2 separate regions of the Homo sapiens genome follow, and region 2 is linked to region 1. A link is a contact called in ENCODE Hi-C or POLR2A ChIA-PET data. All regions are on one chromosome and are shown on one strand. The core of a region is the stretch at or near the end of the contact, and the rest is flanking DNA. Distances in the headings are between cores, read along the strand shown.

Region 1 (7,037 bases), core at 3,182-5,681:
TTTTTTTTTCTTAAGAGACTCCTGGACTCAAGCAAACCTCCCACCTCAGCCTCCCAAGTAGCTGAGACTACAGGTGCATGCTACCACACCAGGCTAATTTTGTTTGTTCGTTTGTTTTTGTAGAGATGGGGTTTCCCCATGTTGTCCAGGCTGGTCTCAAACTCCTGGGCTCAAGTGATCCACCTGCCTTAGCCTCCCAAAGTCCTGAGAGTACAAGTGTGAGCCACTGTGCCTGCCCTCCTCCTATTCTTATAAGGCCACAGTCCTATTAAATTAGGGTCTCATCCTCATGACCTCATTTAACCTAAACCATCTGCCAAAGATCCTACCTTGATATACAGCTACACTGGGGTTAAGACTTCAGCATATGAGTTTGAGGGGAGAAGGAGAAACACAATTCAGTCCACAGCACCTTCCACACCAAGGCGTGACATGGAGTTTCTAGCTCCTAACTTTCTTGGGAGAATTTATATAGTGTAGGTGGGTCACAAACCCTTTCCCTTATCTATAAACTCAATTCTGTTAGATTGCTGGATATTTTAGTCTATTTTCTGTTGCTTATAACAGAATACCTGAAACTGGGTCATTTATAAAGAAAATAAATTTACTTTTTACAGTTACAGAGGCCAAGCTCAAGGGGCTGCATCTGGTGAGGGCCTTCTTGCTGGTGGAGACTCTCTGCAGAGTCCCGAAGTGGTGTGGGATATCACATGGCAAGGAGGCCGAGCATGCTAATGCTAGCTCAGGCCTCTCTTCCTCTTCTTATTTAGCTACCAGTTCCTCACCCAGGATAACCTATCAATGCATTAATCCATACGTCGAGTAACTCATTTATGAGAACAGAGCCCTCATGGTCTGGTCACCTTTTAAAGGCCCCCCCAACCCCAATATTGTCAAATTGGGGTTAAGTTTCAGCATGGACTTTGGAAGAGCCATTCAAATCACAGCACTGGAGGAATAATTCATCTCTAAATCTGGACTACCTCCAGCCCCACAGCAGACCTGAAAGGAAGAATGGCAAAAATATTCCTTCACTCAAACACAAAGTAAATAGACTATCCTGGCTACAAATTATCGAAAAGCATATCAGACTCTTTTCAGCAAAGAGAAATGCTCTTTTCAAAAAGACCATCTCGATCTTACAGTGTGAGTGGCCCTCACTGAGGCTGCTGTGAAGCCTGGGGTAGCAGTGCTCTTGAACACCCTCAGCTCCTTCAGATAACCTGGGGTAAGGGGTGAAGCTGCAACATCATCAGAGCCCCAGCATGGCACCCACAACAGAACGACAGCAAAGGATTCAGCAGCCTTTGCCACACCTTAGAAATGGGAGTTAGGACTGGGCACGGTGGCTCACGCCTGTAATCCCAGCACTTTGGGAGGTCGAGGCAGGCGGATCACCTGAGGTCAGGAGTTCAAGACCAGTCTGGCGAAACCCTGTCTCTACAAAAAATACAAAAAAAATTAGCCAGGTGTGGTGGCGCATGCCTGTGATCCCAGCTACTCAGGAGCCTGGGGCAGGAGAATCACTTGAACCTGGGAGGTGGAGGTTGTAGTGAGCCAAGATTGGGTCACTGCACTCCAGCCTGGGTGACAGAGTGAGACTCTGTCTCAAAAAAGAAAAGAAAGGGGAGGGGAGGGAAAAAAACGGGAGTTGGATCTGCATCTTCTAAATACTGGTGCCAAGAGCATCAGGACACTGCCAGAGACAAATGGATGCTGGGCTGGCCCCTCTCCTGCAGAGGTACAGGATCTAGTTTAACGTGAAGCCAGTCAAGAATTCCCATCAACAGCATCCTTTCCATTTGGTGTCTTCTCAGAAGGCAATTCAGGCCCTTATCATTCCACGATGACCCTGGCCCTGCACTTACCTGGCCACCTCCACCCTCACGGTCATAGCCACAGAGGTCATCAGAACAAAGGTTGCTAGAAAATGGCTAAAATCATAGCCCCAAATTTAGGTGTCACGCTCTAACAGAGGATGCCCTACAAGTGAGATGCTGAGATGAAACCAGGCACCCTGCAGGCTGAAAGATGCAGCTCATACACAAGGAGGCTGGCAGGGCTCGTAGCCTTGTTCTAGGCACTGAGCATGCAGGGTCTGGCCAGCAGGGATAAGGAGTGCAGAGTCAACTGTGGCAGCAGCACCAAGGCTCCAGTGGGGGAGGAAGGCTGAAAGGGCCACCCCCAGCAGACATGTAGGATACCCCCACAATGCAGTGCCCCATAAATAAGCTGGTGCAGAGCTCTTGGCATGCGGTGGAGGGGGCACAAATCACCTGGAACGCTTTCCTGACTCAGCAGTTCTGGGTGCTTAACTGTATCACCACACACACACACACACACACACACGCACACACACCCCAAAGTCGAAGCTCCTCACTGGGCTCCTGGATCAAGAACAAGACTAAAGAAATCACACTTCCTCTGTTCCTCCACAAGGTGTGTGATAAAAGACCATCTGGGCTTCTACCAGAGATCAGCTTTGTAAACAGGTGACAGGTGGAGAGACAGCCTGCACCTCCTCATCACATTCTGTCATGGCTGAACTGTATCCCTCTCAAACTCCTATGGCAAAGCCCTTCCTGACCTCCACCTGAGACTGGGACTGTATTTAGAGACAGGTTCTTTTTCTTTTTCTTTTCTTTCTTTTTTTTGAGACAGAGTCTCACTCTGTTGCCCAGGCTAGAGAACAGCAGTGCCATCTTGGTTCATTGCATCCTCCACCTTCTGGGTTCAAGTGATTCTCCTGCCTCAGCCTCCTGAGTAGCTGGGATTACAGGCATGCGCCACCATACCCAGCTCGTTTTTATATTTTCAATAGAAACAGGATTTCACCATGTTGGCCAGGCTGGTCTTGAACTCCTGACCTCAAGTGATCCACCCATCTTGGCCTCCCATAGGCCAAGGGATTACAAGCATGAGCCACCATACCCGGCCGGAGACAGGATTTTTAAATAGGTAATCAAAGTAGAATGAAGCAGTTAGGGTGAGCCCTAATGCAGTCTGACTGGTGTCCTTGTAAGAAGAGGAAATCTGGGCCAGGCGTGGTGGCTCACGCCTGTAATCCCAGCACTTTGGGAGGCCGAGGCGGGCGGATCACTTAAGGTCAGGAGTTCGAGACCAGCCTGGCCAACATGGTGAAACCACATCTCTACTAAAAATACAAAAATTAGCTGGCTGTGGTGGCAGGCACCTGTAATCCCAGCTACTTTGGAGGCTGAGGCAGAAGAATCGCTTGAATCTGGGAGGTGAAGGTTGCAGTGAGCCAAGATCGTGCTACTGCACTCCAGCCTGGGCAACAAAGTGAGACTCCATCTCAAAAAAAAAAAAGAAGAAGAAGAAGAAATCTGGATACAGATACACCCAGAGGGATGATCCTGTGAGGACCCAGGGAGAAGACACCATCTCCAAGCCAGGCAGCGAGGCCTCAGAAGAACCAACCCTGCCGACACGTTGATATTGGACTTCTGGCTTCCAGAACTGTGAAACAAAACAATCTGTTGTTTAATCCACTCTGCCAGTGGTATTTTGTTATGGCAGCCCTAGCAGACTAACACAGACTCCAGGCTGAAGAGGATTTATGTGAACTAATACTAGTCAACAGGGAAGAGGAGTTGATTCAGGCAGGGGTAAAAAATCAGGATCCCGGCCAGGCACGGTGGCTCACGCCTATAATTCCAGCACTTTGTGAGGATCACTCGAGCTCAGGAATTTGAGACCTGCCTGGGCAACATAGTGAAACCCTGTCTCTATGAAAAGAAAATACAAAAATTAGCCAGGCATGGTAGCGCACACATGCCTGTAGTCTCAGCTACTTGGGAGGCTGAGGCAGGAGGATGGCCTGAGCCCAGGAGGCAGAGGTTGCAGTAAACTGAGATCATGCCATTGCACTCCAGCCTCAAAAAAAGAAGAAGGATTCTGTTGGACTCACCCAAGTTTTTATTAATTTATTTATTATTTTGGTTTTTGGTTACCCAGGCTGGAGTGCTGGAGTGCAGTGGTGCAATCTCGGCTCACTGCAACCTCCGCCACCCAGGTTCCAGAAATTCTCTTGCCTCAGTCTCCCAAGTAGCTGGGATTACAGGTGCCTGCCATCACGCCCGGCTAATTTTTGCATTTTTAGTAGAGACGGGGTTTCGCCATGTCAGCAAGGCTGGTCTCAAACTCCTGACCTCAAGTAATCCACCCACCTTGGCCTCCCAAAGTGCTGGGACTACACACGTGAGCCACCACGCCTGGCCTCTCACCAAGTTTTTAGGTAAAGAGTTCTTGCAGCCGATCTGTAAAGGGCTGGAGTAGTTCACTAGGTCTCCAAGCTCCAACCCGTGTTCTTCCCACCACACTGCAGCACTAATTCTGAAACACACCATCAGGAGGCTCTGCTTTAAACAGGAGGTGCTTGTAGCTAACTGATGAAGACTCCGGAAGCTGAACTGTGTGACACCACAGACCTCATGCTGCCCTTCCTGTTCATGGCTGCTCTGTGAAACCGTAGTGTGTCATCAGATAAAAGCAGCGAAAAAACAAAAAACAAAAAAAACTGGTTCATTTAGGACCATTATAACTTTTTTTTTTTTTTAAAGAGCTTTAATGATAAGATTTTTAAATCCAGAGTTAATTTATTTCTATTAGCCTTCACTTCCAAAATCAAAGCTGTAAATCAGGCTTGGTAGAGCACCTGGGTTCAGGGCTCAAAAGGGCACTTGATGAAAATGTTTTTCTTGGGCCGGGCGCGGCGGCTCACGCCTGTAATCCCAGCACTTTGGGAGGCCGAGGCGGATGAATCATGAGGTCAGGAGATCGAGACTATCCTGGCTAACACGGTGAAACCCCGTCTCTACTAAAAATACAAAAAAAATTAGCCGGGTGTGGTGGTGGGCGCCTGTAGTCCCAGCTACTCGGGAGGCTGAGGCAGGAGGATTGCTTGAACCCAGGAGGCGAAGCTTGCAGTGAGCCAAGACGGGGCCGCTGCACTCCAGCCTGGGCGACAGAGCAAGACTCCATCTCAAAAAAAAAAAAAAAGATAAACTATTCTCTAACACAGAAAAATTCTAAAAATGATGCTGAAACATTGAGCAAGTTTGAAAATGATACCATTAGAATCTGTCTACAGCTGGACATACCAAGACCTTCTGGGAACCAGTTTTCTTAGTTGAAAAAAGGGTTGACTGGATGAGTCTTCTCCTCCAAATCTAAGTTTTATGCATTATAACATTTAGTTACCTACCTTAAAAAAAAGAATGTTGACCCTAAGCTTTTGTGTCCTATATCATTGTTTAAATCTGTATTATAAAGAATTTTGCTAATTCAACTCTCAACTCTTTTTTGAGACAGAGTCTTCCTCTGTCCCCAAGGCTGGAGTGCAGTGGTGCAATCTTGGCTCACTGCAACCTCTGCCTCCCAGGTTCAAGCGATTCTCCTGCCTCAGCCTCCCAAGTAGCTGGGACTACAGGCATTCGCCACGATGCCTGGCTAATTTTTTTTATTTTTAATAGAGACAGGGTTTCACCATGTTGGCCAGGCTGGACTCAAACTCCTGACCTCAGGTTATCCACCTGCCTCAGCCTCCCAAAGTGCTGGGATTACAGGGGTGAGCTACTGCGCCCCGCCCAACTCTCAACTCTTACTCACTGAATTTCTGTGCATAAGTCCAAGAAATGTGACGATCACCAAAGCCTTAAAAAAATTCCTTTTTTTTTTTGAGCCAGGGTCTCACTCTGTCACCCAGGATGGAGTGCAGTGGTGCAAGAGCTCCAGGCTGAGGCTCCAGGGATCCTCCCACCTCAGGCTTCTGAGTAGCTGGACTACAGGTGTGCACCACCATGGCCAGATAATTTTTGTAGTTTTGGAGAGACAAGGTTTTGCCATGTTGCCCAAGCTGGTCTGAAACTCCTGGGCTCAAGTGATCCTTCTGCCTTCAGCCTCCCAAAGTGCTAGGATTACAGGCATGCATCACTGCACCCAGTGAAGAAAATTCTTTATTCATACCAACTCCTATCAGGGACCCTTGAATGCAGAAGTTGCAAGTTTCACAGAACCAAGTATTCCTGATGCTGATCAAGATGTGCTCCCTCCAGCACCATCCAAACCCTCCACATCCAGTAACGGCAGGAACTGATCTCAGGCCTAATGGTGCGGGCATCCACACTGGCTCTTGTGCTTGCTGACGGCCCGGGGAATTCTTGGAATGGGTGAGGCAGAGGTTCCCTTGCTCACAGCCTCCCTGGGAGGAAGCTCAGTGGCTTCCCCTCCCCGCCAGAGCAAAATCCTATCAGTGGCCTGACCCTGCTGTATCTCTGGTCACTCTGTCCTCTGGCTACTCCTGTCCCCTTCCCATGCCTTGGACACAGGCCCATGCCCCAGATTGCCCTTCCCACCAGCTTGCTCACTTCACCCCAACCTCTGCTTTAAGGTCACGCTGTCAGTGTCCTCTCTGTCTAAAATAGCACTCCCTCCTCCTTCCTCCATACCCCACTTCCCCAGTTTATTTTTCTTCTTAGCATTCAGCATCTGACATCACACAGTCATCTGTCGTCTGTCTCTCGCCAAGAAAGCGTCATTTCTTTCCATGAGAGCAGGGGCTTAGTGTTCAATGCCTTATCCCCAGCACTGAGGTGTTAACAGATCTTGTCCTACCACTGTCATAGCATTCTAGGGCTGCTATAACGAAGTGCCACACACCAGGTGGCTTCAACAACAGAAATGTATTCTCTCATGTTAAGTCTGAAATCAAGGTGTCAAGAGAGCGGCTTTCTTCTGAAGGCTGCATAGACAATCTGTCCCGTGCCTCTCCCCCCGCTGCTAGGAGTTTGCTGTCATTCTTTGGCACTTCTTGGCTTGTAGATGCATCTTTCTGGTCTCTGCCTTCATCCTCACATGGTGCCTTCCCTCATGCATGTCTGTGTCTACATTTCCCCTTTTTCATCAGGACACCAGTCACACTGGATTAGGGCCACCCCCTAATGACCTCCTCTAGCTCGATTAGCTCTGTAAAGATGCTGTTTCCAAATCAAGTTACATACTGAGGTACTAAGGGT
Region 2 (7,037 bases), core at 1-2,500, 55 kb before region 1:
CTGAGCCCGATCCCACTGTCCTCAGACTTCAGAGGGGGAAACGAAGCATCTTCGTCACCGGGAATCACTGCCTTTGTTTCCAAAATTATTTTGCCGTTTTCACCTTTTACTGGACTCTGTAAAAAATAAAAAGATGTGAATTGTGCATCTCTTAACACCAAGCTATTTAAGTATCAGTTGAAATCATGAATGTATTTCAATTCTGTTTTTCAAAATCATCACTCTCCAGACTAGAGAATCCCTGTGTTAAGTGTATAATGAAATTTAGGAGGCACCCAAAGCAGGAGAAGGAGAGCGGTGGGTAGCAAAGAGGAGGCTGGTACACCCACATGCTCTCTGGGGAGGCTGGCTTTTGGGCCTATTTTTCTTGTGTTTTTGTCTAAATATATAACCCCTTTAGAGTTCAAAAAAGTTGTTTAAGAATTGTTTCTGCCAGGCGTGGTGGCTCAAGCCTGTAATCCCAGCACTTAGGGAGGCTGAGGCGGGCGGATCACCTGCCACAATTCTCTGGACAACAGAGCGAGAACTGTTTCCGACAAATTAACAAATATGAATGAGGAAACTGAGCTGAGGGTAAAATAAAGGTATGAAGAAATAAAATAAGGCCAGGTGTGGTGGCTCATGCCTGTAATCCCAGCACTTTGGGAGGATGAGGTGGGTGGATCTCCTGAGGTCAGGAGCTCAAGACCAGCATGGCCAACATGGTGAAACCCCATCTCTACTAAAAATACAAAAAATTAGCCAGGCATGGTGGTGGGTGCCTGTAATCCCAGCTACTTGGGAGGCTGAGGCATGAGAATCGCTTGAACCCATGAGGTGGAGGTTGCAGTGAGCCAAAATCATGCCACTGCACTCCAGCCTGGGCGACAGAGAGAGACTCTGTCTCAAAAAAAAAAAAAAAAAAGGTAAAGCAAGTCAGAGAATAGTGTACGTTATGGGTTGAACGGTGTCCCCCAAAAATAGGTTGAAGTCCTAACTCCCAATACCTGTGAATGTGACCTTAATTTGAAAATAGAGTCTCTGCAGATGATCCAATTAAGATGAGATCATTAGAGTGGGCCCAAATCCAGTAGGACTGGATTTATAAAAAGGAGAGATCTGGACACAGAGACAGACATGCACACAGGTTGACAGCCAAGTGAACATAAAGGCCGAGACTGGGCTGATGCCTGGACAAGCCGAGGAATGCTGAATATTGCCAGCAAACCACCAGAAGCTCGGGGGAGGCATGAGACAGACTCTTTTTCCCCAGTGCACTCAGGAGGTGCCAACCTTGCTGACACCTTCGTGTCAGGCCCTGGCCTTCAAAACCATGAGAAAACAAGTGTCTGTTGTGGAAGCCACCCAGTCTGTGGTACTTTATTATGGCAGTCCCAGCAAACTAATCCAGTACCTCATCTCGCTTATATTCGAAATAACCAAAATCACATGCCACAAACACACACATAAAACAGTGCAGGGCTAGTTATAACTAGCCCATTAACTGTAGTTACATAGTTATTAACTGTATCTAACCATTAACTGCAGTTACAGAGCAGGCAAGTAGCATGAGAATGGGTGAAACAAAGGGTGCTAAACTTAAAAATTTTTTTTTGTAGAGACAGGGTCTTGCTCTCACTCAGGCTGGAGTGCAGCCGTGCAATCATGGCTCACTGCAGCCTCAACCTGTTGGGCTCAAGCGATCCTCCCACCTCAGCCTCCTGAGTAGATGGAACTACAGGTGAACACCACCATGCCTTTTTATTTTATTTTATTTTATTTTATTTTATTTTATTTTATTTTATTTTATTTATTTATTTTGAGACAGAGTCTCACTTTTTCGCCTAGGCTGGACTGCAGTGGCACTATCTCGGCTCACTGCAAGGTCTGCCTCCTGGGTTCACGCTGTTCTCCTGCCTCAGCCTCCTGAGTAGCTGGGACTACAGGCGCCCGCCACTGCACCCGGCTAATTTTTTGTATTTTTAGTAGAGGCAGGGTTTCACCATGTTAGCCAGGATGGTCTTGATCTCCTGACCTCATGATCTGCCCGCCTCGGCCTCCCAAAGTGCTGGGATTACAGGCGTGAGCCACCGCGCCCAGCCCTTATTTTTATTTATTTTTTTTTTTGAAACGGAGTCTTGCTCTGTTGCCCAGGCTTAAGTGCAGTGGCGTGATGGCTCACTGCAACCTCCGCCTCCCAGGTTCAAGAGATTCTCCAGCCTCAGCCTCCCAAGTAACTGGGACTACAGGCATGTGCCACCATGCCTGGCTAATTTTTGTATTTTTAATAGAGATGGGGTTTTGCCATGTTGGTTGGGCTGGTCTTGAATTCCTGACTTCAGGAGATCCACCCGCCTCAGCTTGCCAAAGTGCTGGGATTACAGGTGTGGGCCACTGTACTTGGCCTAATTTTTATTTTGTAGAGAGATGAAGGCTTGCTATGTTGCCCAGGCTGGTCTCGAACTCCTGGGCTCAAGCAATCCTCCTGCCCCAGTCTCCGAAAGTGTTGGTATTACAGGTGTGAGCCATTGTACCATGCCAGGTGCTAAAACCTTTTAAAGTGAGGGTTTTACAAGCATATTTGACATATCACCTGGGTATCTTCTCATCTTTATTCCTATCCTAACCAACCCTAAAGACTTTCTACTCCCAGGAAGGCATAAGCTGCTTTTAGCCCCCAGAACCATTTCTGCCCCTCAGAGTACACACCGAGGTTCCGCTGGTGGACTCCGTGTCGAGGTAGGAAGGAGGCATCTGGACTTTGCTGAGCACCTTGAAACACGTCTTCAAGGCATGCGTGAGTTCAGGTAAACTTAAGGCCTCCATGTCCTCAGCAAGAGGCTGCACCAGGCAGCCGAGCACCTGAGGGAGATACTGGGTTTGCACCTCAGAGTAAAGTTCCTGTGAAATAAACGTGTAGGTTAACCCCACAATGTTGGTTCACAATCAGAAAAACAATGCATCTCAAAATGGCATCTAATTCAATTTTTTAGGGCATAAATTTCACACTAATTTTCTTTCTTTCTTTCTTTCTTTTTTTTTGACAGAGTCTTGCTCTGTAGCCCAGGCTGGAGTGCAGTGTCGCGATCTCGGCTCACTGCAAGCTCAGCCTCCCGGGTTCACGCCATTCTCCTGCCTCAGCCTCCCGAGCAGCTGGGACTACAGGTGCCCACCACCACGCCCGGCTAATTTTTTGTATGTTTAGTAGAGATGGGGTTTCACCGTGTTAGCCAGGATGGTCTCGATCTCCTGACTTTGTGATCCATCCACCTTGGCCTCCCAAAGTGCTGGAATTACAGGCGTGAGCCACCGTGCCTGACCCACATTAATTTTCTTTTTTATTTTATTTTATTTTATTTATTTATTTATTTATTTTTTTGAGATGAAGTCTCACTCTGTCACCCAGGCTGGAGTGCAGTGGTGTGATCTCGGCTCACTGCAAGCTCTGCCTCCCAGGTTCACACCATTCTCCTGCCTCAGCCTCCTGAGTAGCTGGGACTACAGGCGCCCGCCACCACACCCGGCTAACTTTTTGTATTTTTTTTAGTAGAGACGGGGTTTCACCGTGTTAGCCAGGGTGGTCTCAATCTCCTGACCTTGTGATCCGCCCACCTCGGCCTCCCAAAGTGCTGGGATTACAGACGTGAGCCACCATACCATATTAATTTTCAAATCAGAAAACAAAAGAAGACTAGGCGTAGTGGCTCATGCCTATAATCCCAGCCAGCACCTTGGGAGGCTGATGCAGGGAGATTGCTTGAGCTCAGGAGTTCGAGACCAGCCTGGGCAACACAGTGAGACCCCATCTCTACAAAAAATACTAAAACTATCCAGATGTGGTGGCACATGCCTGTGGTCTCAGACACTTGGGAGGCTGAGGTGGGAGGATTGCTTGAGCCTGGGAGGATGAGGCTACAGTGAGCTGAGATCATGCCACTGCACTCCAGCCTGGGTGACAGTGAGGCTCTATCTCAAAAAAGAGAAAAGAGGATGGGCATGGTGGCTCACATCTGTAATCCCAGCACTTTGGGAGGCCGAGGCTGGTGGATCGCCTGAGGTCAGGAGTTCAAGACCAGCTTGGCCAATATGGTGAAACCCTGTCTCTACTAAAAATACAAAAAATTAGCTGGGCGTAGTGGCAGGTGCCTGTAATCCCAGCTACCTGGGAGGCCGAGGCAGGAGAATCACTTGAACCCCAGAGGCGGAGGTTGCAGTGAGCCGAGATCACACCATTGCACTCCAGCCTGGACAACAAGAGCAAAACTCTGTCACAGGAGAAAAAAAAAAAAAGAGAGAGAGAGACAGAGAAAAGAAAAGAACATTTCTATTGTTTTTGTTTGAGACTGGATCATGTTATGCTGTCCAGGCTGGTCTCAAATTCCTGGGCTCAAGCAATGCTCCAATCTCAGCCTCCTGAGTAGCTGGGAATTACGAGCGCATACCACAGAGCTAGGCTCGGTATTTCAATTTGATCTAGACAAATCAAGGATGTTACTCCTCTCCTTGCAAGTGGCTTTACACTTTCTAATAAAAAATAAAATTGGCACGTTTCTACATTAAGGAAATTAGTTTCCTTTGAGAAAATTAGCCAACAGCACAATTTTAACTAGGAAATGTATTGACTCTTTCCCTAAAGTAACTGTAGTACGGGAATGATACCCAGTTCTTCAGCTGGTTGACCTAACTTCAGCTTTGCCCACTTACAACTGGCCCAAAAGTTATAGCCCCTTTTAAATAAGACATTAAAAATTTAAGAGATTACATCCAGCTATATCTTTTATGCCAAAACAAACATCAAAACAGTGTTGCATATTTATGTAAAACATTTTCAGTAATGTGAGGTTGATAAAGCAGGCCATCACCACCAGTAAGAATGTAAATAATAGCAGGCGTTGAGATGTCCCTTCCCCAGCACTCACCAAAGGAATGACATCCAGCAGGAAGACCAGGAGGGCGCAGAGCTCCGAGACCGTGGGGGGAGGGCTGACGCTGTTCCTCACGCTGTAACGCTGCTTCACTGGTCTATAAATCACAGCAAAGAAAAAATCCATTCTTTGGCCAGGCATGGAGGCTCACACCTATAATCTTAACACTTTGGGAGGCCGAGATGGGTGGACTGTCTGAGCTCAGGAGTCTGAGACCAGCCTGGGCAACATGGTGAAACCCCATCTCTACTAAAGTACAAAAAAATTAGCCAGGTGTGGTGGCCCACGCCTGTAGTCCTAGCTACTTGGGAGGCTGAGGCATGAGAATTACTTGAACCCGGGAGGCAGAGGTTGCAGTGAGACAAGATCGCACCACTGCACTCCAGCCTGGGTGACAGAGCAAGACTCTGTCTCAGAAAAAAAAAAAAAATCAATTCTTCTTCCTGCGGTAAGTCCAAGCATTTCTTACAATTTCCAGTAACGTTATTCTACTTCAAACATAATGGAAGGCAGCTTTTGTAGTTCTCATAACTAAATTTTGGTGACTAAAAGTATCTAACATGTAGAAGTGTCAATAAGTGTCCTGAATCTGTTGGTGTCCAAACAGATTCCCTCTGACTTGAACTCTACCAATTCAGGTGTCTCCCAGGAGACCTGGAGTACCATCGACAGATGTAATCCCAAGTCCCCAGTCCAAGCCCAAAAGCACGATCCAAGGGAACGAGGCTGGGCTGGAGAACACCACAGTCCACATGGCTGTTCACCCTGCTGTAGGAGTGGCCTGGGACTACTCCTCTCCAAGTAATTCCAGGAGTTTATCAGCACCTGAGTTGCCTAGAAAGTTTCAGCTTCTGTAGAGAAGTGTAACCCCACCAATCAACTATTGTTAGTTGCTTATCTTATACTGAAATTCAAGACTTCTTTTAAAATAAACAGGCTACTAGATAAATGGGTAAGTTAAAAAGTATCTATTGCTTTTCATCTCATAACCCTGGGATGAATAAATTAACTGTAATAGGATCCACAGGCAACAGCAAAGCCATGTTACACTGAAGACAGACATTAATCTCAGGACAGGGATTAACTCTGGGATGAAAAGAGGACAAAATGTTGCAAAGATGGAGAGTCAGCTCTATCTGGGTAGAAACATTTTATTCTTTTTTTTTTTTTAATAACCAGGATGGCCAGATGCGGCGGCTCATGCCTGTAATCCCAGCAATTTGGGAGGCCAAGGCGGGTGGATCACTTGAGGTCAGGAGTTTGGGACCAGCCTGGCCAACATGGTGAAACCCTGTCTCTACTAAAAATACAAAAATTAGCTGGGTGTGGTGGCGTGCACCTGTAGTCGCAGTTACTTGGGAGGCTGAGCCTGTAGTCTCAGCTATTTAGGAGGCCAGGATGGGAGGATCGCTTGAACCTGGGAGGCAGAGGTTGCAGTGAGCTGGGATCGTGCCAGTGAACTCCAGTCTCGGTGAGAGACAGAGACTCCGTCATAAAATAAAAAATAACATAACAACCAGGCTGACCAAAGCATACTCTAACCTCAATATAATATGGCCTTGCTGTTGCCTGTGGATCCAATTGCAATTAACTTATTTTTCCCAGGGTTGTGAGCTTATTTGGGCAGAAAAGTGTAGTGGTAGCAGCTGAGAAGTAAGACTCTGAAACAGCCAAGAGCATTACAGTGGAGATGAACAAGAAATAAGTTTTACAGCATGCCTCAGGACAAAACAGGGTTTGAGACATGACCTTATTCCTCCCGTAAAGAAAATGGCATGGGAAAGGGCTCTCCAGGAAAGCTCGGTATTCCTGGGGTACGCCACTGCAAACAATTTAGGGGTGGTGCAATTCACCCGGTTAAAAGAGATGGTAAAGCTGATTATAGTAGCTTAAAACATTAATGCTTTTATCTGACCAGTTACATTCATTTCAGCAAGAGTTTCAAAAACACTCTATCCAGTCACAAAGCCACAAAACTAAGCTGCTTTCAATAGATCGGGCAGCCAGGAGAGGAAAGCTGATTTGATGAATGTAACCAGAAAATGCGCTGAGGATTTTCTAAAGTTAGACTTTTAAAGCAGCTTCAGAATTACATGGCAAAGATTATGTGAACCTTCTTATTGGAGATGTTTT

Evidence for each region. Hi-C counts contacts between places; a loop is a spot of excess contacts on that map. ChIA-PET counts read pairs that join two places held with the same protein, here RNA polymerase II (POLR2A).
Region 2: a loop to region 1 is called in a map of mammary epithelial cell, with 2.2 times the contacts of the local background. The contact joins two enhancer-like sites. A Hi-C loop is called at or near these places in 2 of 168 maps with a recorded cell type or tissue (astrocyte of the cerebellum and mammary epithelial cell). POLR2A ChIA-PET finds 5 or more read pairs at or near these places in 4 of 52 experiments (A673, GM12878, activated CD4-positive, alpha-beta T cell and 1 more).

The regions. Positions count from the first base shown.
Region 1 is chr21:36,171,410-36,178,446 of GRCh38, reverse strand. The region is part of intron 2 of DOP1B (DOP1 leucine zipper like protein B); the gene reads right to left. Among named protein-coding and RNA genes, the nearest start is that of DOP1B, 18 kb to the right of the region's middle. Within about 2 kb of position 4,431, at least 7 of the 41 ENCODE cell types and tissues checked have a DNase peak (open chromatin) inside an H3K27ac peak, as active enhancers do.
Region 2 is chr21:36,223,529-36,230,565 of GRCh38, reverse strand. DOP1B (DOP1 leucine zipper like protein B) reads right to left here. Exons shown (of 37, transcript NM_001320714.2): 12 at 4,899-5,001; 13 at 2,689-2,880; 14 at 1-116. Among named protein-coding and RNA genes, the nearest start is that of DOP1B, 70 kb to the right of the region's middle. Within about 2 kb of position 1,250, at least 3 of the 41 ENCODE cell types and tissues checked have a DNase peak (open chromatin) inside an H3K27ac peak, as active enhancers do.